2 separate regions of the Mus musculus genome follow, and region 1 is linked to region 2. The links are chromatin loops, found by intact Hi-C in ENCODE. Cell type or tissue: heart. All regions are shown on one strand. Each heading gives the region's core, and the rest is flanking DNA. Links, peaks and the distances in the headings are about the cores only.

Region 1 (6,243 bases), core at 3,744-6,243, 210 kb before region 2:
AAGTGTAGGCCATCATATCTGCCTTTTTTTTTTTTTAACAAAGATTGCTGAGCCTCTTCCCCAGAGATTCCACGAACAGCAGACAGTGTTTATGTATTTAATCCTTCAGCTAGTATTTATTAGAAACTTCTCTAACAAAGCACTATTAGTAAACAGGCCCAGATTAGGACAGGCCCTGCCAATGCCTACAGACTAGCAGGGAATACAGTAGCCAAATGTCATGTAAGTTCAAGAGTGCTAAGTGCTGTGAAGTCCAGTGACAAGGAACCCAGTCTAGTCAGAGAGAGAGGAACTCCGTGGTTTATGAGACAGAAAGGGAACAGTCTCATTCTCAGGGTGACTCGTGTAATTATAATGACAAGTGACCTTCAGTATCCCAAACTGGAGAAAGTAGAAAAGTAATGTGGTGACAAAGACTCCCACCACGTTTAACTGGATGAAACCCTGGACATCCAGGCTAGGGGTATAGCTCACTGTTAAGATGCTTGCCTGGCGTGCAGAGCCCTGGGTGTGGTTCCAGAACACAGAACTGGGGTCCTTGAGACGATAAGCATGAGCTCTTTGTAGATAATCTTGGTGTTGCTTTTACTGGCCTTTTGTATGAAGTGGGAAAGTAAAGTTGAAACAGTCATTTCTTAGGTGTTTTTCTAGTATTTTCTAATAGGTGATAACTAATTAGGAACTCAGTAATTCCTGATTAGAGCTTCTTTGTCTTCATTTGGTTTTGAGACTAACCTCAAAGTCAACTCTTAGCAATCATCTGCCTAATCTCCTGGGCATTGGCGGCCATGCCCAGCAACAAGTCTTACATTGTTTGTGGGGATCTAATCCAGGGTCTGATGCATGTTAGGCAGGTTCCTCCCCAACCCTGTGTCTATAATCTAATCCTAAAACTCTCTTGAACAATAAACCAACTGCAGAGTGCTGTAACAATGAACTACCGAGAACTATGTTATAGAAAGAAACGTCAGATATTTATTAAATACTCATCATTAGCCAAGGATTTTGTTAGTTTGACCTCATCCCCGGGTTGCAGTACAGAAGCCTCACACTTCTTTGAGTTAAGTAGCAATTGTACGTTCCTCCTCAGTCAGGTGGTGCCATCACAGCCACCTAACTTTGATTTAATTATTAACAGTTACTCTATGTGGTGACTTTCATTTTTTTTCTAATCATTTATTGGTTTGGATGATGTTGACTTGATTAACCTAAATACTGTATTAGTCTCCAAACCAATTGGAAATGTACAGTGTTTGCATATTTCTCATGTGAAGCACAAGGACAGGATCAGAACTCCTGTTCATTCACTAAGGTGATGACCTACCATATGAGAAGGTTCAACTCTATATCAAGTTATAAATCCTGACTTTTTTGTCTTGTTATATTCTGAAATGCAGGCTTTGTGAAAACTGAAAACTTTGTAAAAGATTTATTTCTTCATTTAAAAAAGTACTGTCAATAAAACATTGCTTTTCCTCCTTGCTATGTGAAAGGAAACTTTCATTTTTCCCAAAGCACGCGGAATCTCAAGATTTTTTTTTTAATTTTTTTTATTAGGTATTTTCCTCGTTTACATTTTCAATGCTATCCCAAAGGTCCCCCATATCCACCCCCCCAATCCCCTACCCACCCATTCCCCCTTTTTGGCCCTGCCGTTCCCCTGTACTGGGGCATCTAAGATTTTTATTGGGTCTTGGATTAAAATGCTTTTTGATACTATAAAATATATTTTTTATTTTCCAATTTACATTGTTTCCTTAAATATCAAAAATAATGAATGAAATAAACTTTTATTTTAAAAGGACTATCTGCTGTCTGATTAAGTGAAAGAAGATACATTCAAATTAAAGAAGGATTTCATAGCATTCTCCGAACAACCATATCTTATTCATTTAAGTGACTTAAATATAAGATGAAGAAAGTGGCCTTTATCAGTTATTTCTTTAAAAAAAATTGTTTTGGTTTGTTTTTTTGACACAGGGTTTCTCTGTGTAGCCCTGGCTGTCCTGGAACTCACTCTGTAGACCAGGCTGGCCTCAAACTCAAAAGCTCTGCCTGATCTGCCTGCCTCTGCCTCCTGAGCGCTGGGATTAAAGGTGTGTGCTGTCACCAACCGGTTTAGTTGTTTTTAATTTTAAATGTGACTTTTCAAACAAGATAATGCTATATAGCCATTGCAGGCCGTGATCTCTTGATTCTTCTCCTTTGGCCTTCCAAGGACTTGATTTCTAAATTAAGATGGTCATACCTGGTTAGAAAGCTTCTAAAGCAGTATATTCCATAGTAGTCCTCCAATTCATAGAAACGCTGGTTAAAGGAACTTTAACTACATGTGTAGAGATGCTCTAGTTAAAGGGACTTCTCAGTAAGCTGTAGCTTTAAGAAAAGTTTAAAATGAGTGCTTCTCAGTTATGTTTAAAGACATCGTGGGAGCCGGGCAGTGGTGGTGCACGCCTTTAATCCCAGCACTTGGGAGGCAGAGGCAGGTGGATTTCTGAGTTCGAGGCCAGCCTGGTCTACAAAATGAGTTCCAGGACAGCCAAGACTATACAGAGAAACCCTGTCTCAAAAAACCAGAAAAAAAAAGAGGGAGACATAAGGCATTCAGTGCCCTCCATCACTCATCCTGTTGGCAACAAGCCAGAGAAATTTACTGTACGGACTACCATCGCATTTTCACACTCCATTTAACCATAGAAACTAAATTCCAGGTCCCAGGCCCCAGGGAAGCTAAAGATTTCTCAACAGCTGAACAGCTTTTGTTGTAAGGAAACAGTTGTCTAAGTCCAGACATCTCAAGGACAACTTCTCCATCTTTCGGACAGGGTCAAACTAAGTTCATGTTCCCAGGCCCAGGGACCAACTTTGATCCTAATTGACGGAAACTCCCTTGCTCAACCCATTGTGTCAAAATATGATTGGACAATGCTATAGCCCACCCCACTCCCCCTTGCTTTATGGTTTCATCCTTTAAATAAGCTGTTCAACATCTCTTCAGTGTCCACTCCCAAGTATGCTCTGCTGCCCTGACAAAAAAGTAAATTTTTGTCATCTGCACTGACCTAGCATTTGAGTTAAGTTGAATTTAAGAGGACCCCACAACAGTCTCCTCCTGAGCCTGGGGCTTACCTCTTTGTGAGGCCGGAAGTCAGCAAGCCCCAGCCATCCTTCTTCACCCCTCTTGAAGCTGGTAGTATAGATGTTGCTACAGTCATGGGTGGGAATACCCTGTGAAACCTGAAGTCTGGCCTTCAGACTTGTAGAACAAGTGCTTTTAACCCCTTAAGCCCTCTCCCCAGGGCCAAGACGTGATTTTAAACTGAAACAGTGGGTAGTAGGCTAGACTGGAGTTTGACTGGAGCTAAAGTTACTCAAGGCTGATGTTCCCTTTTAAGATAGAGTATGCTGACACCTGCCACGCACTTTCCCTTAGGCCGTCCGTGACCTTGGATTTAGAAAGGAATTGATTATATACTAAGATCACCCAGATGTATTCTCTTTCACTGCTGTCTATACTAGGCTTTATACTTTAGATGATTGTATTTATAAAATGTATTAAGAGGGCTGGTGAGATGGCTCAGCGGGGAAAAGCTCCGACTGCTCTTCCGAAGGTCCTGAGTTCAAATCCCAGCAACCACATGGTGGCTCACAACCATCTGTAATGAGATCTGACGCCCTCTTCTGGAGTGTCTGAAGACAGCTACAGTGTACTTAGACATAATAATAAATAAATCTTTTTTAAAAAATAAAAAGTAATAAGAATTGATGGTTAATATGTCGCTTTTTATTTTAAAGATTATTTTACCAGCATGAGTGTTTTGCCTGCACTGGATGTGTGTGTACCATCTGCATTCCTGGTGCCCATGGAGGCTATCAGGAGTCCCTGTAACTGAGAACCTAACCCTAACCCTCTGCAAGGGCAACAAGTACTCTTTACTGCTGAGCTATCCCTTCAGCCCCTCTAACAAGCATTTATTGGAAATAGAAACTCAATTGAGATTGAGTATCACCTCTTGTATTCTACAAGGCAATTAAGATCTGAAAATTGGGCTGGTGATGAGGCCAGCCTGTCTCCATTTTTAGGCTTGAAAGCCATCAGCATCGTTCCTGTTTATGATTAAATCTGTTTCTCAAGGGTTTGGGCTATGCCCCACCTGTAACCTTATCTTCAAATGTTTCTATACGGCACCCAATGCCTTTGTTTCAAAAGGTTATTATGACCACCTGTCCTTATAACCACCTGTCATGGTCACTTTGTCATGAGTACCTTGTTAAGACCCCCTTGCAACCACGTCTTTGTTTCACAAGATGTGTTATGGCCATTTTGTTCTGTTCCTGTAACCCGCCTATGTACCTGCCAAATCACCCATTTGGAAACTCCCTACCCCTGAGCTATAAGACCAATTTTCTAGCCTATGTCCAAAGCTGACTTCCTGTACACAAATTAAAAGGTTTTAATTAATTGCTTGCTTTAATTAATTTGGCTATGATGATTTGGGTCCATGATCTTGCTCCTTGCCTTTTTGGGATTAACACTGGAGAGGCTTCAAACTCAGAAGTTTGAAGGGGTAAATTCTTTATAATCTGAAAAGAAGCCTGCCCTCAAGCAAGGCAGACTGCGGCCTGTCTAATCTTTATGTGGGCACACTGGAATTGTTAGGGGAAAGTATCCAGAGGAGAAAATTACCGCATAGCTTCCTAACGGGGGAAAAAAAATCTCCTTTGCCCTTGCGAACTTGACATGAAGGGCTTTCGAGCGTTTAAACTGCAGTAACAAAAACGGATGTGATAATCAGAGGTGCCTCGGGCGCAGTCACCTAAAAGTGTCTAGAGTGTCCACGAGCTAGTTCTGTGAGCGACGCGAGCCCAGGACCTTCCGAGCCGCAGCGGGTGGCAAGGCTCGCGAGAGGGCCGGGACTTCGGGACCGCGAAAGGCTTGCAAACAACCGCACCACGGGCACCCGTGGACCGGACCTGATCTCTCGCCCGACTTCGCACCGCAGACCAGCGGCCCCGGAAGTGACGCGCGGGAAGCGGAAGCACAACGTGCCGGCTTCCTGCTTCGCAGGGGCGGGGCGGCGGCGGCGGCGATTGTCTGGCGGCCTGGGGCGGCCCCGTGGCGCCTACCCTCTGCCTGTGGGGACGGAGGAGCGCGCCATGGCGGTGTCCGAGAGTCAGCTGAAGAAGATGATGTCCAAGGTGAGCCCGCGCCCTACGGGGCGGCCCCGCGGGCTGGGCTAGGCCGCCTTCCCTCTGCGGAGCGGCCCTTCCCGCCTTCGCCTCCATAAACAAAAGCGGGGTCGTGCCTGGCGCGGCCGCTGCTGTCTGCCCGGCGCTGCTGACGGTCCCCGCCGGCCGGAGCCCGGCCCTGCTCAGAACCAGTCCCCGCGCGCCTCTCCCCGGCCCAACCCGGCACATCCCACCGGAGCTCGGGAACTCTTGGTGCAATTGGTTCGCTGAAGTAGAGCAGCCAGAAAATCGAGCTTGGCAGCCCTTCCCCGCTCCAGAGAACTCTGCAGTTGCATTCCATTGTTTGCATTAACTGTGATTAACGCAGTTGTTTGCTTGTTTACTTTGAGTTGAACTTAAAAATTCTTACTGCTTGACTGGTTGTGGGTTTTTTTTTTTTCCTCTCACTTTTTAAAAGGCCTTTTGGATATTTTGCACATTAGCTACTTAGTACTTAATACTGCGCATCGGACTCCAGAATGCCTTGCTTTTTGTAATTTACCAAATTTAATTGGAATGAAATTTATGTAACGTAGTTGAGCCCTAACTCCTTTAGTCATTGAAGTTGACTTTGATGCTCTTATCAGAGCAATAATAGAGATCGTGGGGTTAAGAAGTTTCTAGTTTACAAGGAAACACGAATACGCTGGGCGTGGTGGCACAGGCCTTTAATTCCAGCGCTCTGTAGGCAGTTGACGACAGATCAGGACAGATTGTGAGTTCCAGACCAGCCAGGGATACACAGTGAGACCGCATTTCAAAACATAAAATTTTTCTTTTCTTTTTTTCTTCTTTTTTTATTCTTTGTAAAACTAGATCTTTTTTAGTAAAGTCATTTCCCTGAGTCCTTGAAGACCAAACCTCTTGTCTCTTGGTTGTCTAACCATTTAATCTTTTAGGCTTCCTTTTTTTTTTTTTTTTTTTCCCTGTAGTTATCTGTAATGACACAGGGGTCTGGGGGAATGTACGAGGTCCCGGTAAAGGTCGATATAGTACTGTTTTACCTTCAAATCA
Region 2 (16,676 bases), core at 8,058-10,557:
GGGACTCTGAGGTGTGGCTCAGCTCCTTACTTTAACTCTCCAGGATATGGGGGCAGTTAGAGGCTCCTCGCCTTCTTGGCTGTAGGCACCAGGGAAAAAGAGATTAGTTAGCAAAATTCCAAACCAGGTGCTAAAGAAGACATTGTGCAATTCTTGAATTCCCAGACTCACATTTTGAAATGTCTACTTATGAGGAAGATAATTTAGGCTCATGCTCAGAGAACGTGCTGTGCTGTATTTAGACCTACAACTTTATTATTTGCAGTGTCCTGCTTAACTTGCAGGCAATGATCCAGTGCTGTGAAGTAATCTCTGGGAGGGTCAATTTACTGTAAGTTTATGCTGGGTCTGCTTGCAGCTTGTTTCTGGATGACCCGGAGCATTGCAACACACCGGGGCCAATCTGTGTTTACTCACGTGGTGCTAGGCTCAGTACCATCCAAACTAGCATGCTGTCCTCAAATATTTGGAGTCCTTTAGAGTGCTCCTCCAGTGCGAACGTTCAGCAGGTAAGCTCCTTGTTAACTATTCATCACCTGCTTAAGGAACCAAGAGAAGAATCTGTGCGACAGTGAGACAGATGACACAGCCCTCACAAGATCCCAACCCACAGGCACAGTGAACACAGGGCAACCTTATGTGATACTAAATAAAGATGAACAATAAAGAAAAATATCCTCGGACACACCATCACACCCACCCACCCCCAAGGTTCGAGGGTCCTTTTGGAACAGGGGGCAGAAAGAAGGCAAGTGGTAGAGGTGATGGTTGACTTCAGGGAAACTGTTTTCCAGACACAAGAGGGTGGACTCACAAGGACTGTGACAGCATTGCATAAGACCCGTGTGAGCTCAAAGCAGATAAAAATCTTAGCATGGACGGTGTGGGGTGGGCACAAAATCCCACCCGGGGGTGAGAAGCTATTGGCATTTGATAGCTGCTAGCAGAGGAAGGGTTGGTTTTCTTTAATGACTGACCTCTTGCTGGCCACACTCCTGGGCAGGCCCCATCCGTAAGAGCAGTTGGCTCACACACACTGGATTGGATGGAGGGGAAAGAGAGAAGAAAGCATCAAGCTGGGTGGCTGGGAGATGAGGGTGGGGTTGGGAGATGTGAAGGAAATTTGTTCAAAGGACAAAATTCTCAATGCTCCCCTGGCAATGGGCATAGGCACCTTGATGTTGGCATTGTTCCTATACCAGTCAGGGGCAGAGCAGATGGCAGCCCTCTGTTCATCCTAGCTTGAAGCCTGGCTTGGTTGCCAAAGATGTCTTATGCCCAGGACTCATAAAAATCAAATCATATCCAGGCAGCACAGCGCTGAAGGGGGAAGATAGACACCTGCAGACCGCCATGCCACGGAGCACAGATGGAGGATGTCACCCAGGGCTCCACCACAGTGTGTGAGTCTGTGCTGGACAGATGGGAGAGAAAGAGAAGTGGAGCAGCTTGAGCATTATGCAAACAGATAGAGCTGGAGACTCCAGGGTGGAGAGGAGTAGCCTGTTGGGAGTGGCCAGCCTGGCCACTTGGGACCACGGTGAAGTCCCAGCCTGAGATGATGGTGAAGAGCATGTCTGGGTCTGTGGATATTTAGCTGCAGGGGTTATGTTATCACTAGAGGACATGGAGATATCCCTGGTCAGAGCATCCTTAGAGGACCACGTGGATGTCCAGGGGCTGTGCGGATCTGTCCCCACTCCTCACTGATTGCAACATTCTGGAGAGCCGGTCCCATCTCTCACCAATAGCAGCAGCATTCAGGAGAACAGGCCTTGTGCATAGTGGAGCTGGCCCTGGTGGCAGGAGTGTGGGAGAGTTGACCCTTCACTTGTCTGCCATAGGGGTGGTGCTGGCACAGAGGTGATGTCCCTCCTGTGTCCTGTCACTTCTGGCAATTGGGAAAGCTATTCCCAGGGTCATGAGCAGTGTGAATATGAGACCAGCTCAGTGAACACCCAGGCCCAGATCCAGGGCTCTGAGTTGGCCCAGCTCACAATCTATATCATCTGAGAATGGCTGGGATTCAAGGGACAGTTATGCTGACCCAAAGCTGTAGAATCTCCAGTGACAGAGGGCAGCAACAGGATAGCTGGGGGAAATCCCAAAAAAGGACCCAGTATTGGTACTGTCACAAAAGCCAGAGATCTGGAACCAGACCAATGGACTTGTTCCGAGGAACATTTTCAAGTGAAGATGTGTGGACAGAAGAATACATTGGAGAGACACAGTGACACACTCTAGCTTCTATGCTCTGTTGTTGTTGTTGTTGATGATGTGTTTTATTTCGGGCAAGGTTGCAAAGGGTAAAGGGTGGATATGAGGGGATGGGGAGATGAGCGGGACTTGGGTGTGCACTTCAGATTTCACGAAGAATCAATAAAAAGCTTAAAAGAATTCTCAACGGATTAGTTAAACCATTGTTAGTAAAGAAAAAGTCCATGCAAATTGCTTTTCTTAATGTGTAGGAAAAATACTCACTTGCCTTCTATCAAAGAAGGGGGTTGGGGCTGGAGAGATGGGTCAGCAGTTAAAAGCACTCGCTGGTCTACCAGAGGACCTGGGTTTAATTCCCAGTACTCATGGTAGCTCACAACTATCTATAACTCCAGTTCCAGGGGCGCTGACATCATTTTCTGACCTCTACAGGCACCAGGCATTCATGTGGGTCACATGCATCCATTTGGGCAAAATACACATAAAATAAAGCCAGGTTAAAAAGGGACGAGAGGGAGGGGGGAGACGGGGAGGAGGAGGGGGAGAAAGGGGAAGGAGGAAGGGGAAGGGGGGATGAGAGGGGTTTGAAAAAGTAGATACTTGGGAGGTGAGTTTTGAGTCTAAAGTGGCTGAGGAAGTCAATACATAATCCCGGAACCAAATGTTTATGCCTAGGAAGTCAGAACAAAGGAGGCGGCAGGTTTCACACACAGTTCTCTGTGAAGCACTTCCCCAAAGAGGTTTGCAACCAGGGCTTGTGGGAAGTTGTAGCTGCTTACTGCTAGGACAACGTGAGCCAAGCCAGCCACGGAAGAATCTTTTTCCTAAGCCAAAGGCAGCTTGGGCAGTGTCTTGGCTGAGGACCAAGGGACGAAAATCTTTGAACAGTTTTTTTTCCCTTTCAGTCACAGAGCTCAAAATAACCAAAATAAAGGCCAAATCTAGGAAGAGGCATTTTTTTCTTTTCAAGGCTTTAATGTATGACAACAATTCTCTAACATGGTGTCCACGCTTGGTCTGCTCCATCCTGCGTCACATGTATCAATGTCTGCCACAGCACCATAGCATCCTCTGGCCTGTAGTATGACTGAAAGTTCTACACGCTCATTTTTCTAGGCTGTTACTTCTTCTTCTCGGGTATTATTCACCACCTTCCAGCTTACGAGGTTTATCTACATCAACTTGTATCTCCAACGAGATAGCCACAGTTCTCTTCTTGGTAGCAAACAACTTGGGGAACACCCCTGAGCTATTGCCTCCTGGGTGGGCTCTTTTTAGCCCCTCTGCTTTCCTCTGCTTCCAGCCCAGGGCTCTTAGAGCAGGAGGCCAAATGTGATACCTTCACCACACCTACCACGTCGCAGCTATACCGTCCTTCTTTCTCTAGGGAACTCAATACATTTAATTTTTCTTTTGCGTAAAGGGGTGGGGATAGTAAAGGAGAGAAGACCATGGTCTGAATGGCTTTCTTATAAGATAAACTCCCACGGCAAAACCTAGAGCTGCTTTTCTGGCTCTAGCAGCTGTTTCCTGATGTCATTTCCCAGCATTCCTGTGTCTCCTCTTGCCACTTTCTGCCTGAATCCATTGTTAGGATAATTTAGCATCCAGGGAGCCTTCCTCATCTTTATGGTGTGTTATTTCTTTGTGACTTTGAAGCAAATTGTTTTATTGTTTAGTGTCCCTGGTTAATCAAAGTCTCTAGATTTCGTCTGCTCCCTGACCTTCCATAGCAATATGGAGTATACTGGAGTCTGGAGATCTTCCGCAGCGTTGGGTGCTAAATGCCAGCTTCTGCCTCCCATCCTCCTGTTCCCTAAGGCTCCAGCTTAAACCTGAACTGAGCTTTGAAAGGGCATTAGCTTAGCCTTTGGATTGGATCCCATGATTTATCACACATTCATATTTTTCTTTCTAATATTGCTCCCCCCCCCCAAGAAACTGGATATAAAGCATTTGTCTTGATTATTTCCAACCAGGATGGCGAAGACTTCAGAAAGTCCTAACTGGCCACATTTCTGGAAATGCCTAGATGGCGCAATCTGGGGAAAGAAGATGTACATGAAGGAAAAGTTATCTTCTGAAAGAGAAATTATGGGTAAGTGGGATTATGCAAGATCAAACAGGGATTGCTCCATTAGTGGAGTGACAGTATATATAGATATCCTCGGCCACATCTCCTCAGCAAAGGACAGAAGCCACTCACCTGGGGTCCCAGAAGGAGCTCGCAGCACGAGGTGAGTTGCCAGAACTTTCCAGCATTTCCTCTTTGCAGATTCTTTTCCCCGCCAGCATTTGCTTGTTGTGTTTAATGTTCTATCTCTATCCTGAATCCACTAGATGGTTAGAATTCACTGGATATTATGCTTTCTGCATGGAACTTGTAGTGTGCTTCTGTGTGAATTCAGGGAAGGGTGCAATAGCCTTCTACAGATAGAATGCAGGGAGCTATGTTGGTTAGAAAGCCCCCACATAGCCCTCTGGAAACTTCCTTTACAGTTGGGTTTCAGCTGGCATGATTGGAGTGCAATGTGCTTTATATTAATGGTCCATTTGCAAACCCTTAGATAGTGGGATTCTAATGAAATACAAGGAAATGGAGAACTAGAGAGTTCCCTGAAATCCCCTTACCTATAATCTTTGTTTGTATGTGTGTGGGTTTATGTATGAAATCCAGTGGGGTTTGTTACCAGTGTGCAAGGATAGATAGCTCAGCACTGCAGAAGCATCCTCCACCCCACGAAATGGCATGCTCATCTTTGTTTTCCTGGCCCTATAGCAGGATGAAGCCTTCCATTGCCATCATTCTTTGCATCTTGATCCTGGGAGTTGACAGCCAAAGATGGGTCCAGTTCATGAAAGAAGCTGGTCAAGGTAGGCTTCAAGGATGGGGGCTGGAGGTTGTATTTCTGAGTTTTAAGAATTTACTTGAGCAGGGACCACATAATCAAGGGCAAACATGCTTGTAAAATCCCCATAGAGTGGCGGTGTAGCTCTTCCTGAGAAGTTTGTAGCTTTTTTGCTCAGTGTTGACCTTTTTCTGTGAGGATCCCAAATCTCAGATCCTGTAATGTTTGTACAGCAGTCTTTCCACGGGAATGTAGGTGAAATCTGTAGGTCAAAGATGTAGACTCCCCAATAGAAGTGGGGAAGAGGCCTCTACTGCCCCCTTGTGGAGAGTGATGAGCAGTTCACGTCTATATCTGGTTCCAGGGAAGGTGCGGAGGGGGAAAACCGGGGCAGCAGGTGACAACCCACAGAGACAGCAAACAAGGCTAATTAAGTTTGCCACACAGAGTGGGCATTGTCCAAGGAGCATAATGTATGGAAATGAATTCCATACATTAAAATTAATCTTGTGGCGTAGGTGTCACTACTACCCTTTAAGGAAACCAATGTACAAAGAGCATACGTAAGCTATCTTACTTAGAAAACCCCTGGAAGAGCAGAATTTAGCCCAGGTTAGCCACTATACAGCTCTGAGCACACACTTACTTATTTACCTGAGAAGGAATAGATCATGGCACGGGTGGAAGGCAGCTCCACCGTCAACAGGAGACAGTGACTTACTTACCTGGGACATAGGTCTATTATTGAGGCTGAGACATAGACAAGAAACTGTCATCAAGGGAAATATAGCCCACCAGCCATAAGACAACAAAAGACAGTCAGTCAGTCAGACTCTTTCTTTCTTTCTTTCTTTCTCTCTCTCTCTCTCTCTCTCTCTCTCTCTCTCTCTCTCTTTCTTTCTTTCTTTCTTTCTTTCTGATAGAATTTCTCTGTGTAACCGAGCCCTGGCTGTCCTGGACTCACCTTGTAGACCAGGGTGGCCTCCCATTCACAGAGATCCATCTGCCTCTGCCTCCTGAGTGCTGGGATTAAAGGTGTGTGCCACCACAACTCAGCCTCACAATGAAAGTTAAGAGAACCTAGGCTTCCCCTTTCTCCCTAACTCACTACCTTTGATATTTCCCATTTATCATTAGCTGGATCTGATTCCTTCAGTGTGCAGCTCACTCTCCTGGTCCTTAGTTTAGATCTTCCTTCTGTTTGTGGCACCGTCCTGAGGAGCAGGGGGGCGGGGCGGTAGTAAATGAGCAGAGGGGGCAGGGGGCGGGGCGATAATAAATGAGCATTTTCCACGGACTTCCTCGTGCGTTTCCCTCAGCTTTTCTGCATAAGCACCATGGTGGATAGCACTCTTCCCTGTTCCTGGAGAGGAGGTAGGGGTTTTAAACCTAGTGTGTCCATTGCCACCAGAGTGTCAATCATCCTGCTTGTGGCAGTCTGTGGCAGAGACGTTCCCCTTGTTACCTCTGAAGGAGTGCTGAGAACTGCTTGGGGGAAATAGATCCTGGACATCCAGGTGGACTCAGAACAGAGCTGCGCTCACTCTCTCTGCCTGGAGAGCAGTTTCTCCCATTGCTTTGTGCTAGGCAAGAACTGTGGCTGCGGTGGTAACTGTAGCGTTTGGGAGGCCGAGGCAGAAGGATTGTGAGTTTCAGGCCATCCAGGGATACACAGAGACATAGGCTGTCTCTAAAGGAAAAGAGAACACAAGAGAAAGGAAAGGATCGGAAGCAGAGGGAGGGGAAAGGAGGAAGGGAAGCGATCTCATTTCACACCTTAGAAGTTCCCCTGGACCATTTCAGAGAGAGCTTCTTATGGTGACCGTTGTCATATGATGACGCACTCCCTAGAGATCACCTCTCCTCTTCTTACACGCTTTTTGAACAGCCAAAGACAAACAGCATGAAAAAACCAAAACAAAAAACAAAAACAAACCAAAAAGCTGGGCAGTGGTGGCGCATGCCTTTAATCCTAGCACTTGGGAGGCAGAGGCAGGCGGATTTCTGAGTTCGAGGCCAGCCTGGTCTACAGAGTGAGTTCCAGGACAGCCAGGGCTACAGAGAAACTCTGTCTTGAAAAAACCAAAACAAAAAAACAAAAACAAAGACAAACAGCAACAGAGCTAAGATGGGAGTCCATTGGGATAAAACCCGCTCCAATGTACTTCTTTGGGCAGTAAGAACTATTTATTTCAAGCTAGCAACATTTCTGTGGGTTTTGGGAAAAGCTGGGATGAGTTGGATAGACGTCGTAGCCCTCTGTTTTACCTCAACACAACCACCGCCATCACTCTCTTCCCTCTCCAGGGTCTAGAGACATGTGGCGAGCCTACTCTGACATGAAGAAAGCTAACTGGAAAAACTCAGACAAATACTTCCATGCTCGGGGGAACTATGATGCTGCCCGGAGGGGTCCCGGGGGAGCCTGGGCTGCTAAAGTCATCAGGTAACACGGGTCTGGGTGAACAGAGATTGACTGCCTTGGACAGCCAGGAAGGAGCTGTCTCTTCTGCAACCTGTGTATACTACCCGTTACCTCTCGATCTTCCTCTTTTCTGTGCATAGTACTGGAAGGGGTTGGTGGTCATGTGATTGCTTGTGGATGACCCCCCCACTTCCTGCTGCTGCTGCTCATCCAGTGTGAGGCTGACAGCCTGGGCAGGGTCCTACCAGCCTCTCCCTCCCCTCACAGCCAGGAGGAGAGAGTCCTGAGGGTGGAGCTACTGCCTGTGGGCTTGGTTAAAAATCTTCTTGTCCATCCTAATTACAGCGATGCCAGAGAGGCTGTTCAGAAGTTCACGGGACATGGAGCAGAGGACTCAAGAGCTGACCAGTTTGCCAATGAGTGGGGCCGGAGTGGCAAAGACCCCAACCACTTCCGACCTGCTGGCCTGCCTAAAAGATACTGAGTTTTCTCTTCCTGTTGTTCCCAGTCATGCTGCCCCCCGAGAAGAGGAGCAACTACTGGGTTGAGATATTTTCTAAAATCTGGATCCCTAAACATCCCAATGTGCTGAATAAATACTTGTGAAATGCACTTTGTCGCTGTCACTGTTGTTTTGAGAGCACAGGGCAGTCACACTGAGGGTTGAGGGCCTGTGGGTTAGCAGGGGACATCACTTGCTTTTCTTTTCTTTTTCTTTTCTTTTAAAGAAAGAGACAAGAAGAGATGGAATTGGAATATGACACGAGATAGCAAGAAAGCGCTGTGTATGGTTTCAGTTATGAAGTTGAAAACTAGATAAAAACCAATGCATTCTGGGCTATGGCCCAGTGCTAAGCATGACTGCCAAGCACAGGTGAGGCCCCAGCTTTCAGTCCCCTGTGCCCTCCCCGAGAGAAAAATCAGTAAGTTCTGACTCACTGTAAAATACGACTTACAAAGGCTGATGGCAAAATCACTTCCCACTGAGAAAGCATCAACTCTAGATGCCTCTCTGCAGATAATCTCAGCCCTTCAAAAGGGCCAGCCACTCCCATTTTGTAAAAAATAATTGCAGAAAAAAAAAGACATATTCTGCAATCATTTCCCCTGGGGTAGAAAGGCTTTAACACCAAGCTGGGTGGTTTGCAGTCATCATGGTTAACTAAACTAAGTCTTTAAGGTTATAGTTGAAAATCACACAAGACTGTTGATTACCTATGAGTAACTAGAGAAGCATGAACTGAGCTGTGTTTTCATTCAAGGTCAACAGAAAGGGGTATGGGGGGGGGAGAGAAAATAAAAATGAATAAAGCTACTTTCTGGTTATAAAAAGTGAGTCTGTGAGAGAAGGAGCAGGGACGCTTGAGTGGGTGATAACTCAGAAGATTCCATAAACACGAGACACAGCTAACTCAACTTCCTGCACCTGAGATTTTAAGAGAAAAGTAAGTTTGCAGAGCATGTATGCACACTTCAGTGTACTAGGATGAATCTCAGATAAAAGAATTAAAAACAAAAACCAACCAAACAAGAGTTTCTGGGCACCGTGGCACCTGCCTATAGTTCTAGCTGCTGGAAGTGGAGGCATAAGATGGCGAGTAGCAGGCCTGGACTACATAGCTTGACCCTGACTCAAACAAAGAATCAAATCAAAGAAAGATTAAAACTCCACAAGTGCGTGCTAAAATTGAAGTTGATGTAAGGTTTAAATCAGCACTAATGAATAGCTAACATATCTGGACATGGCAGTTACTGTGTGTGTGTGTGTGTGTGTGTGTGTGTGTGTGTGTGTGTGTGTTCTGTGCTCACTCCTAGCTCTGGGTGGAGAAGAAGACCCCATGGATCCTACAGGTTCCCGGACCTCGCGGGAGCCTGACGGCAGGGGGCGCTGTGTGGGAGCTGAGCCGTGTGCCTTGGGCTCTCTGGCGCGTCCTCTCGCCTCCTCCGCGGCTTCCGGTACTGTTGGCGCGCATCGGCATGGATCGAAACCCGTCTCCTCCGCCGCCTACCTGTGGTTCGGAGGATGAAGAGGACCTGGGTGGGGGAGACCGCATCGGGAGCACGGTCTACAGCAAGCACTGGCTCTTCGGCGTCCTCAGCGGGCTCATCCAGGTGCGGAGACTCGCGCAGGCGCCCTCCGTGCCCAGGGAGTGGACGGGATGCTGGAGGCTCGCGGGTGCCGATGGACTAACTTGCCAGAACCACACCGCGCACGTACTTTACTGGGCTTCTACTTCCTAACCCCACTGTCACGTACGAAGTCGAGACCCTACCATTCGTGTTTTGTCGGCTCTTGTTCTAGTGGAATACATAGTTTGGAGTCAGACAACCCTGATCTCCGAGACGCGAGCTTATCCCATGCTGGAAACGGGACTCCTTAACCCAGATCCTCCATTTCTTTCATAGTTTCTATTAAAACAAGATAATCAGTATTATCGTAAACAAGATTTTGTATAGGTTGAGATTATAATGAGGCTGCCAATAGATGTTTTTCTGCCCATTGCTGTCCATACCGCCAATTTCTGTTTTCTCTAAGCCATTTTCTACATTGCCAAAAAAAAAAAAAAACCCTTCCTTTTTATTATTTTTAAAGGTTGTTCTTGTTGCTCATAGGAGAACACTTTCTATTTCCTAACTGGGGATCCAAGGTTGGTTGTGTCTTCTTCAGCCATTTTACGGTACATTGTGTTCCATCACCAGTAGACAGTTGGCCATCTCCAAGCATGTCTTATACTTTCTGAGCACTTGTAGTCACCTCCGAATGCTTGCCTCATTTCCCCAGGACAGTCCTAACCTTCCCATAGATTTAGATTTCTTCTTTTAAGAGAAATGTGTGTCTTCTCCCAGGAGTAGGTCATTGGTCCCTAATTTTTTCTCCCATAGTTCTTTCACCAGTTCAGCACAGTCAGCCTCTTTCTGTTGTGATTGCCTGGTTACATGCCTTTCCTACATTAATCCTAAACCGTTTGGAACCAAAAGGGTTATATTGTTGTTTTCATTTGTCTGCTGCAGTGCCCACAGACCGTATTTACTTGAAGAGTGTTTAATGTGTAGATCTATCTAAGACTGTGGAAAGCTTTTGGAACCCCTTGGCAGGAATTTGATACTGGGCCATGACAAGGAAGTTGGTTCTGGCAGGAATCTAATTTTAGGCTAGAACAAAGAAGGCATGAGTATAACTTTGGGCTGGGGCCGGGAAGTAGGCTCAGATATCTTGGCCATCCTGATAAGCCCCTAGAAACAGTGATCAAAGGGGTGATCGAGGGACTTTGTTTATTGCCTTGCTTGTTCCTTGACTATTTGTGTTTATTGTGCCGCTTGTCCTTATTATTTGCATGTAATTAAAATGGATATAAAAGCAGATTGGGAAAAAATAAACCTGCCGCAGCCTCAGAACTGCCTGGGGGTCATGCTTACAATGTTGTCTGTCTTTTTTCTTTTTAATCCTCACTCCTGCCCTGGAGAACCTGTTGACTGACTGAGTTGGCTTGGTCACAAGGCTTTAGGTTTTAGAAACTGTTTTGTCTGAGGAGATACTTTTGAGAGATTGAGACTTCTAAGTGATAATATCTAATCTAAGTGAAGACCTATGAGTATTTTAACTGATTTTTTTTTCCTTTATGTCTCTGAAGATTGTCACACCTGAAAGTGGCACATCTGGCTCAGCTGATGAGGAAGAACAGGCAGATCTTGCTGAAGAAATGGAGAATGAGATTTGCAGAGTCTGGGATATGTCCATGGACGAGGTATGCGGATGGAAGTGAGATTCCGAACAGACTCAGAGTGGGGAGGTGATGAAGGGGCTGGAAAGATGGCTCCATGGTTAGGAGGACTATCTGCCCTCCCAGAGGTCCTGAGTTCAATCCCCAGCAACCACGTGGTGGCCCATAGCCATCTCTACTGGGATTTGAGGTATACATGCAGATAGAACACTCATATACATAAAATAAGTAAATAAGTAGAAAGGATCATTCCTCCACTGTTGGCGGAAAGGCCTATTCAGTGATTGCAGTCTCTCCAGTTTGTGGTTCAGAGTATGAAGTCTCAGGAGCTATTACTTTAAACATATATACAGTTCCATCCTATGGACATCATAGTATATTTAACATAGATGTGAACTAAGACAGCTATGACCACAGGGCCCCCAATGGAGAAGCTAGAGAAAGCACCCAAGGAGCTGAAGGGGTCTGCAACCCTATAGGTGGAACAACAATATGAACTAACCAGTACCCCCAGAGCTCGTGTCTCTAGCTGCATATGTAGCAGAGGATGGCCTAGTCGAGAGAGACCCCTTGGTATTGTAAACTTTATATGCCCCAGTACAGGGGAATGCCAGGGCCAAGAAGTGGGAGTGGTGGGTAGGGGAGCAGGGCGGGGGGTGGGGGGTGGGAGGGTATAGGGAACTTTCGGGATAGCATTTGAAATATAAATAAAGAAAATATCTAATTAAAAAAAAGACAGCTATGACATCACTAGGCAGTATGATTTCATACTGAGCTACTGACACATGTATATTTAGTTTTTGTGCCTTCCATTACTAGGTGAGATTCGTCTCTTTGGGGTCCATGTGCACTCTTGGGTCACCTGTTTGGTGTGCCCTCTTTAGGTGATATGGGTGGAACAAGATCTGTAGGGAGGAAGTTTAGGCTGTTGTAGTCACACTGCAGTCAGATATTTTGTTTTGTTGCCGGGTGGTGTGATACACACTTGAGAGGCGAAGGTAGGTGGATATCTGAGTTCAAGGCCAGCCTGGTCTATAGAGTGAGTTCCAGAACAGCCAGAGCTACACAGAGAGACCCTGTCTCAACAAACCAAAACCAAAACCAAAACCAACCCCCTTCCCCTTTTCTATTAAGGATTTTGGAAATCTAACTCCTTGTATTGGATGTATCTAAGTTTTAAGTTGTAAGTTTAAGTTTGAAGTTTTTTTTTTTTTTTAAATATTTATTTTAAGTATGAGTACTCTATCTGCATGTATACCTGCATGCTCTGAGAGGGCAGCAGATCCCATTTCAGATGGTTGTGAACCACCATGTGGTTGCTGGGAATTGAACTCATGACCTCTGGAAGCGCAGTCAGGGCTCTTATCCACTGAGCCATCTCTCCAGCCCAAATTTTAAGTTATAACAGGGTAAGATTTAGGAGTTGACTCTTTCCCCATACTTCTCATACCCCACCCCCACCCCCCCATTTCTGACAGTCAGCAAATGTCTTTGAATAAGTCAATGAGAATTCTAGTTGGACAGAAAAAGAGACCATTTAGGCTAATCTGTTCAGTACAGAATAAAGGGGGGCCGCTGTCTGGGACATCGCAGTCTGGCTTCAATTGGTTTATGGGATTACTCCACTGTCGTGGACCAGGCACCACAAAGGCACCTCTGTCACTTTTGTCTATTTTGCACAGTTCCTGACCTTAGATTTCCCTTGTGGAGGAAAGGAAGTCAGCATGAGATTAGAATTTTCGGGTTGTCTGAGCTGTGCCGTTTGCAGAACAGGATTCAGCATCAAATTTGGTAATCATTTTTGTTTGTAGGATGTGGCTTTATTTCTCCAAGAATTTAAGGCTCCTGACATATTCATGGGAGTGCTGGCCAAATCCCCGTGTCCCCGATTAAGAGTAAGTATATAGAGTCCTTTCCTCTTGCTTTGCTTATTAGCAAAGCCACTGTGCCTATACTTACTGAACATTCTTAGGTAGTGCACTCCTTGCAATGACTAGATATGTAGAATTTTAGATTTTGGCTAGATGAGGGAGAGCAATGCTTTGTTTTAACAGCCGTGGAAACCAGCTAGGCACAGCCACGCTAGGCTGCTAATGCGTGACAGAACAAAGGACAGTGGAAGCGCTGGCCCACCATTTGTGTCTCTTGGTCCTTTCACTCACAAAGCTTTCCACTGCCCAAAAACATCCTAAGGTCGTTGTCGCTCAGGACTTCTACTGTCTGATTGTGAGAACTTCCTACATGCTCTTCCTGGTCCAGGGCTGACTGTGTCCCGTCTCACCAGCATGGCGCCCGTGCTGCCTTTCCCTTCCCTTTCAGTCCGTGCCAGTACCGCAGTGTGGCACTTTTCTGCCTTCCCAAGTAAGTTGTCTGTGGTTATTGCTGAGAGCAAGCTCCCAAGAACAGCAGATGGAACAGTGAGCGTCGCAGTGTCCCGAGCTTTACTGCCATTTACGGCTCTGTGCAGTGCACAGGATGCATGAATCTCAGTACGTGTTGCTCCTATAAGACACACTTAATAGATGAAAGAAAGAGACTGTGTTCAAATCTCACAGCTAGTTAGAGACAAGCTGGCGTTTGAGCCTAAGCCCAACTCCAGTATAACCCTATTGTTGTTTCTTTTTCTTTGAGATGAAGTGCAAAGTTCCATAGGATATATTTACAAATTGAAAGTTGAAGTAAGATTTCTTTTTAAAAAGAAGATTTATATATTTATGTATAGGGGTGCTTTGTCTACATGTATGTCAGCACACTAGAAGAGGGCACCAGATCTCATTATAGATGGTGTGAGCCACCATGTGGTTGCTGGGAATTGAGCTCTCGACCCCTGGAAGAGCAGTCAGTGCTCTTAACCACTGAGCCATCTCTCCAGCCCTTTGAATTAAGATTTCATTTAGTGGAGTGCTCCGCCCATATTGGATCCTTACATTAACTTGAAATGTTGGCAGTTTTGTGGGGTTGTCTCGTGGATGTTACTAATTTTAAATAAATTGAGTCGTGATCAGTTCAGGAATTAGCCACACTGTTGTAAATGTGTCCTAGTCACAGTCTACTGAAGCTGTTCTCAGCCTGTCTGGATGCTGGAATCACTAAACCACCGGTCTTACATTAGCATATCCCAGATTACTGGTACTGAGCCCATCTCAGGAGCGTCTGGTCCAGCAGGGCAGGGCAGGACCCAGGGTATCCACTGTGTTCCCTCATGCCATCAGTGCTTTAGACCAGGGTCATACCCTTCTCAAAAGCGTTGTCTTACAGGACCTTCAAAAGTCAGGCCACATCTGCACGTGAAGTTCTAGGCACTGTTGACATCCGCCAGGGATTCTCGTGAGCAGCCCAGTCAGGAGGTGGTCCTTTGACAGGAAGCTCACTCATCTCTCTCTGTTGATAAGAGAATGTTTATCTTCTGCCCCAACACTCTTGATTTTTTTCCCAAAGTTTGCGTTCTACTAGAACTCTCTTTAGTCCCTCTCACACTTTTGTCAGCTTTCCCCCTTCCTGTTTCTTCCTGTGTCTCAGTCTGCACTCTGTCCAAGTGCAGACCCTTACTTTACAGTCATTGCTGTAGTGAGTCCCTGCGCTGTACAATACAGGGTTGAGATGGCGATCTCTGTCTCAGCCTTCAAAGCTGGGGTTCCAGGCACCGCTGCCACAGCCAGCTTAGCTCTGTGATTCTTACTCTCATATGTTACAGCTCTCCTCTAGTGATAACACAAAGCCCTGACACCGACCCCCTCCCCTTTTTGGCAACTGGTGCAACATTCAGCTTTGTTGAGGAATTTTCGACCTGCATGCTGTATTTTCTAATCCCATGTTCTCCTCTCTAATTGAGTGATTATCACACTGATCAGTGTGCCCTTGGCAAATGCTGGCTCCAGAGGCTTTACTCTGGAGATTCTGATTCGGTGGAGGTGATGGGACTTGAAAAGTGTTGACAAACTCCCTAAGTGTTGTGTCTCAGCAAGCGTGGCAACCCAGTCCTGTGCGCATGCACTGGGTCCTTATGTCTTCCTTTTCCCTGTAGGTGTGACTAGTACCTGTGACTGGGAAATCGACGTAATTTCAGATCTAGAGCCAAGCCTGGTGCTTTCTCTTCACCTTCCGACAGACTGTTGGCCAAACCTCTGGAGTCTTTGGCTCCATGCTTTTTCGTGCGTGCCATCCCTGCCTCTGGTAGTGGTTCTGTCTTCTTGGGCTGAGCATCCTGGTACCTAACATCCAGGCTCTGGATTGACACAGTTTCCCAATTGGAGATCTTAGACAGGTTGCTTGACTTTCCTGGTTTCCAGGTTGCTTCAGTTTTCTCATTTGAAAAGTGGGGACAGTACAGTCCCCATTGTGTACTTACTGTGTTAAATGCTACACAAGGATTCAGTGTCTTGTTCCCTCCTTGAGAATCTCATGGTCCCAGAGACACTGTCCTGTATTAAGTCTAAACTCTTGAGCCAGACAGTCAGATGCTTTCAGTCCCGATCCTTTTCCTCTGCTGTATTTTTCTTACCTTTGCTTGGGTTTCCTGCTGCTCTCCATTCGTTGTCTGTGTTAAGAATCCTTTCCGCTGTAAGATTTCCTCATCTGTAACTTCCATCTTCTGACTTCCTCTGTGTCTTTTGTTCCTTCTCAGCTACATGGGCTGTATGAGCTAAGTATGAATATGGATGCTGGCAGTACACTTTCATATTCTGCCTCCCCATTTCTTCCCCTCAAACTTGGTGCAGTAAAGGGTTTTGTTCAAGTTGTTATTCTTTGTGATTACCTTCCAGCCATTGTGACCTGTGAACTTTGGTTTGACAGGAAATCTGTGTGGGAATTTTAGGGAATATGGCTTGTTTCCGGGAGATATGCGAGTCCATCAGCAAGAACGAGGATCATGGGTAAGTACTACTACCCAGTAGCTGTGTCTCCCAGGATGGGTTCTAAGTTTCTATCCCAAGGGAATCCTGGTTCCTAGGAGACGTGAAGTGTGCAGTGCTCCTCGTCTCAGGGGCAGCTTGTGTTGATGAGGCTGAGGCATCTGTGCAGCTATGGACACGGCTCAGGGCGGAGCCTGTGCATCCATGGGGAGGCCTTCATCAGCGGTGGGCTAGTCAGAGAGCACGCAGAGCCTAACTTGGAGCTGGGTGCAGCTGGCCAGAATCCTGAACAATGTAAGCATAGAGAATCCAAGGACTCGGAACTTGTCTGGGAAACTCAGTTGCTGAAGTGTTGCTCTGTGAACGTTTGACTTAGATCGCGAGTGGGCCTTGCCCATAGACCAGAAGATAAAGGGTCACCTCTGGAATTCAGAGGCGCAAGCCTAGAGGCTAATTCTCCTCTACAAGCCAGGAAGCTTTGGGCAGAGGCTTTTTAGTAGCAGAGTCTCACTCAGGTGCTTACCATAGACCGGAGAGCACTGTGACTTACATGGTAAATTTGATGGGCATATTCACTTTCTTGTTGATGGTTCGTGGCTGTTACCGAGAT

Evidence for each region. A loop is a pair of places that touch in the nucleus more often than their neighbours do. Peaks named below come from ENCODE experiments on the same cell type or tissue, not always from the same donor. Only the 100,000 strongest peaks of a DNase experiment are listed, where the experiment ranks them.
Region 1: a loop joins it to region 2, with 2.3 times the contacts of the local background. A loop is called at or near these places in 2 of 42 quality-filtered maps.

The regions. Positions count from the first base shown.
Region 1 is chr7:46,918,777-46,925,019 of GRCm38, reverse strand. It overlaps Tsg101 (tumor susceptibility gene 101), which reads left to right and starts at 5,051. Exons shown (of 10, transcript NM_021884.4): 1 at 5,051-5,199. The coding sequence starts at 5,158. Uevld (UEV and lactate/malate dehyrogenase domains) reads left to right here. Exons shown (of 12, transcript NM_001040695.1): 12 at 1-1,804. In heart, for the core only: a CTCF peak has its summit at 5,281; a DNase peak (open chromatin) is centred at 5,049; H3K4me3 peaks cover 2,016 bases; H3K27ac peaks cover 1,718 bases.
Region 2 is chr7:46,703,425-46,720,100 of GRCm38, reverse strand. It overlaps Saal1 (serum amyloid A-like 1), which reads left to right and starts at 9,450. Exons shown (of 12, transcript NM_030233.1): 1 at 9,450-9,603; 2 at 11,124-11,237; 3 at 13,025-13,108; 4 at 16,008-16,087. The coding sequence starts at 9,469. Saa3 (serum amyloid A 3) reads left to right here and starts at 4,425. Exons shown (of 4, transcript NM_011315.3): 1 at 4,425-4,454; 2 at 4,997-5,091; 3 at 7,374-7,512; 4 at 7,837-8,103. The coding sequence starts at 5,001. The coding sequence ends at 7,975. Gm31882 (a long non-coding RNA gene) reads right to left here and starts at 1,207. Exons shown (of 3, transcript XR_882072.2): 1 at 978-1,207; 2 at 418-539; 3 at 1-79. In heart, for the core only: a CTCF peak has its summit at 9,410 (motif pointing right); a DNase peak (open chromatin) is centred at 9,530; H3K4me3 peaks cover 1,375 bases; H3K27ac peaks cover 729 bases.